Linked DNA regions of Homo sapiens: region 2 is linked to region 1. Evidence: chromatin loops called from intact Hi-C (ENCODE). Cell type or tissue: endothelial cell of umbilical vein. All regions are shown on one strand.

What was found. Peaks named below come from ENCODE experiments on the same cell type or tissue, not always from the same donor. Only the 100,000 strongest peaks of a DNase experiment are listed, where the experiment ranks them.
Region 2: it touches region 1 in a loop (5-fold over the local background); 1 of 110 quality-filtered maps calls a loop at or near these places.

Annotation. Positions count from the first base shown.
Region 1 is chr3:179,481,793-179,484,292 of GRCh38, forward strand. It overlaps a transcript of GNB4 not described here. Among named protein-coding and RNA genes, the nearest start is that of GNB4, 32 kb to the left of the region's middle. In endothelial cell of umbilical vein, no CTCF peak of the experiment used is centred here; a DNase peak (open chromatin) is centred at 1,269; H3K27ac peaks cover 1,511 bases.
Region 2 is chr3:179,557,986-179,560,485 of GRCh38, forward strand. No RefSeq gene overlaps it. Among named protein-coding and RNA genes, the nearest start is that of ACTL6A, 3.7 kb to the right of the region's middle. RefSeq lists a silencer at 816-1,110. In endothelial cell of umbilical vein, a CTCF peak has its summit at 993; a DNase peak (open chromatin) is centred at 986.

The DNA of each region.
Region 1 (2,500 bases):
GACGTGATTCACTCTGAGAGTGCATAGTTTCAACTACAACCTAAATTTTGCTCAACACAACATGAAATAAATTTATTTTTGTAAGTTTCTTATTTTATTTATTTATATTTAATTTTTTTCATTTTGCTGAGACAGGGTCTCGCTCTATCACCTAGGCTGGAGTGCAGTGACACAATCACAGCTCAATATAGCATCTACCTCCCTGGCTCAAACAATCCTCCCGGCTCAGCCTCCCCAGTAGCTGGGACAACAGGTGTGCACCACCACACCTGGCTAATTTTTGTGTTTTTTGTAGAGACGGGGTTTGGCCATGTTGTCCAGGCTGGTCTTGAACTCAAGTAATCCTTTCACCTCAGTTTCCCAAAGTGCTTGGCATTACAGGCGTGAACCACCACACCTGGCCTGCTTCTTTTAAAAATCAAGTTTCAATCAAATGTTTACTCATTGTTTTCTGTGAAATTATGGTTCCCTATTTAAATGACCTTTTTGCAATGCCATAGATCCTTAGAGAGGGAAGATAGGCATACATCAGCGAAGATTAGAAGACTAGAGGCTCATAAAGTACTTAGAGTAAAATATTAGGGTGGGTTCTCTCTTGAGTGGTGATGACGCAAGCGGTTATTATTTTCATCTGTGAACTTTGTTAAATTTTTCAAAATTTTCTAAAAAATAGCAATTCTGCTTTTGAAATATGAAAACATGATTTCATTTTGTATAAAACATTTATTTTGTAAAAGATAGAATCCCTCTTTCCTTCCATCTCATAACTCCCTGCCCCCACTAATGCCTTGAGACATTGAGGCTGTAGTTCCTCTCTACTAAGACGCTAATTATTCCCACTGTTTTGAAGGGTAGAGCCACCTCTACTGCCTGTCATCACACTGCAGTTAATCTTCACTACTGCAGTTCAAAATTAAAATAATTTATAGCTTTGAATAATTTTGGCATTATTCCAAGGCTTTTCATGACTCTCTCTTTTGAGGTGAGGGAGGTGGTATGGGTCACTTATGGCAGGTGGAAAAGTCTTAATTTTTTGGTATGACTTTTCTGGTCTCAGAATATGAAGTTAGCCCTGAGAAATAGGGTGTTTTACTTTTCTCCCCATAAAAGTTAGTGGGAACTTTTACAATTTCTCTCCTTCATCATGATGGGTATGAGAAATTGTTGGCCTGAAGCCTTTCTTCTAGCAATAATCCATTGCACCAGTTGTCTGAGGTCGCTCTGATTTATGATAATAAAACCATGATGGCCTCATATGTAAGAAGTCGTAGTCATTTTGTTCTGCCTTCCGGACAACAATGGCTCATTTCCTTTCTATCTAAAGGACAATTTAATTATTTTTTTCTTTATTTCCTTTATTTGTCTGTTTTTCCTGTGTATACCCTGCCTCCTTCCACAAAGGAGTAGAATATTTTTTCCCTTCTAATGCTTGACTTACATAGCTGACCACAAAAGACATGTATAGTAAAAGAGTAAAATAGAAATAGGAATTTAAAACCCAGGGCTGAGAAAATTATTTAAAAATCATAGTGAACTTATAATTAAACTATATATATACTATTTTATGAATAAATTTATATCACTCAGTTTATATTATAAATAAATAGTATCAATAATAAGATCAGGACAGGGGAAAGGCCCATAAAGGCACAGGTCTTGAAAAACTGTGTAATATAGTTATTATAGCTGAGCCTCAAATTTCACTCTAAGTTGCCTGGCAATAAAAGCTTAAAAGAAAGAAAGAAAGAAACCATCAGCCTAATTTCATTTCCCTTCTTCAATTCAGTGGGGGACTATATAGTAGATTTACTTGATGAAGCAATCATTGAAATCACAAAAGGCAAAAAAATCTGTGACAAAAAGACAGTTGTTTCTCTTGATTCTAAATATAACCACTGTTAAGACTGGACAAAATTTTTATCTCTTACCAGATAATGATTTAAATAATCTTGTTTTACTCTCTGTAGATTATTTAGATGGCTTATTTCCATTTTGATTTTAAGAGAGTTTTTTCTTTTCTGATACTATCCTAATAGTAGTATCAGGCTAGATAGATTGAGGCTAGAATATGTTAATTAATTAAAGTCAAAATATTTGACAAATTTTATTACAATCAATATAGTTTAAATAATTTTGAATCATCCTCTACCCATTCCCTCTCAAAGCTGTTTAGTCTCCTACAATTGCAGAATCTAGAGCTCAAAAAAGGACATTAGAACTTTTTTAGTTCAACCTCCTCATTTAGTAGTTATGGGCACGTTGTCTCAGCGTCTTGATCTCTGAAAATTTATAAAGTACACATTTCAAATTGTGAAAAACATGACTCTCAGAAAAATATAAAATGAGTACGTATCAATAGTATTCTTCAATTAATGAGGGAATCTGTGAGATGTTAAAACCAGTTCAGAGTAGTTGAGAAACTAGACTTATATAGGCAAACAAATTGATTTCAACCTAAGATTTAGAATTGGTTAACCCTCTAGCAGGGCCAAATATATGA
Region 2 (2,500 bases), 76 kb after region 1:
TGTTCCAAAGAAGCCATCCTTAGCAAGAACCTTGGACTCAGGAGAGTATTGCTCCTCGAGCTGTGTAACAGCCTTACAACATGGTGTTGCTACTGACCTAGATCAATGAGAAGCCCTGATTTGCCCAAAAGTGGCCCCAAGTGACACAGTGTCACTTTACAGCACCAGTTGATTAAATGTTGGCATTGCTAACTCACATGGTGATTTTCCCCAAAAGCTATATTGAATGAACAAAGAAGAGGTTTTTTTTTTTTTTTAAAGATAATGAAATAACAATATAGACTCGTACAACTCACCGAGAATTTAGCATCTCATCTTTTTTTCTTTACTTTCTTGTCTGTTCAGGACCATTGTTAATACCATAGCAAACCTATTAGTGTGTTATAAAGTTACCAGCTGTGACCAAACATACTTTTATTTGCTTCTTTATAGATCTAGGTTACATTATTGAAATGGATAGATCTCTTACTATTCTGATGGCAAACATGTATGAATCTTACCAATCATATTTCTATTGTTGAAAAACCCTATATATGATACCAGGTATTTATCTTTTATCTCAGTAGTGCTTGGATGAGTGTTATACATTTGGAACTTCAGTACGCAAAGGATGGTGCTTACAATGACTCCTCATACACACAAAAATGTCTATTTTGAAAATTGCTTTTTACTACTGCCAACTTTATATATTTTGCAGCATGAAACAAAATAATTCTAAATGTACATAAATTTTTGTGTCATTTCTTCCTGACGGATGATAATTTTCTGAATTTGTTTCCTAGCTTGCATAAACAGCAGTTGCATTTTTTTTTCAATGCTGAACTTAATAAAAGCTGAGACAGAGGATAAGATATGTAACATTTTGTAATGACTGCTGAAATTCCATAACCTGAGTGCTGACAGGGCTGGTGAAGAAAGTAGAGAGGATCCAGCATCACAAGTCCTGGTGGATCATTACAAGAATGGACGACCAGCGACCCAATGTGGCAAAGCCAATTGTTGCACCTGGGGCCACAGAAGAAATTCTTGATGCTTGGATATTACAAATGATTTTTGAAAGCCTCTTTATTTTTGTAAACTGGATTCGGAATCAACCACTGAGCACCTACTCTGGGCTAGATAAATTTATATACCTGTTACTTCAACATCTTTTGTTTTTAGGTTGACATACCTGATATATTGGTTCAGGGGGAAAATTGCAAGCATTGATAGTTTTGATATGCTGTGCCTTTGAGAACTGAAATAACAGACAATAACCTTGAGTTGTTGCAGTTTAATCTGACTAGTTATTGACAACATTAATATAGGCTGAGCCAAGACTTTAGAGAAAACATGTTAGACAACAGGGGAGAAATATCACTACTCAAAAAACCCCAACCCTCATATATTTTATATTTCATAAAGCAGATTTTGCTGGGTTAGTACTTTTGTTTTAATGTACTTTCAACTAGTTTTCCTAAGAATTGAAGATTGGGAGGCCGAGGCAGGTGGATCTCTTGAGGCCAGGAGTTCAAGACCAGCCTGGCCAACATGGTGAAACTCCTTCTCTACTAAAAATACAAAAATTAGCTGGGCATGGTGGCACATGCCTGTAGTCCCAACTACTGGGGAGGCTGAGGCAGGAGAATCACTTCAACCTGGGAGATGGAGGTTGCAGTGAGCCAAGACCATGCCACTGCACTCCAGCCTGGGCTATAGAGCGAGACTCTGTTTTACAAAAAAAAAAAAAAAAAAAAAAAAAAAAAGAATAGAAAACAGCCATACTGTTAAGTCAAAGGAAATAACGTCATTAATATGGAGGATGCCCATCCACCGACATAGTTCTTTTAGAAGGCTGAATAGGTTTTCTTTCTGAACAATCTCATGCTCCAGCAATTCAATATTTCAGGGCCAATAGTCTTAGTGTCCTATTACATTTTTTATTGATTAAAATTTATCAAAGGATTCACAAGTGTGCACTTTTATCTGTGTCAACATGTGATTTGTCCTGAAACATCAGATGTAATGTGAAGTTTATTTCCTTTGAAATTCATTTCAATGGCTTATTATTAAATGAAGCCGTGGTTCCAATGGGACATCAAGAGATTCCAAGCCAACCTGATATTACAAATGAATGAACAAACAAATGATCTGTTTTCTAGTATTTTTCCAAATTATCAAATGGAGCAAAACCTGACTTTAAGCAAAATCATCTGAGTGTCACTTCCATCTTCTTTGTGCTGTCAGATTTACAATTCTCCTGCACAGTTTGGTTACTCTGCACACGGTGCAGGACAGTTTTAAATCTGGGGAGGAGACAGTCCCATCTCAGGCTTTCCAGAGGCTAGAGGGCGTGGTCCTCATCATCAACCCTCTTGAACTGTTTTGTTTTAAGATAAATGCTGAACAAGTGGAACAAATATTTTACTCTCTTTTAGACTAGATAGGTATTTTACTTCTAGGATATATTATCTTCAAACATGAGAGATGTTGGAGATAGTATTGAAGAGAGATATCAATG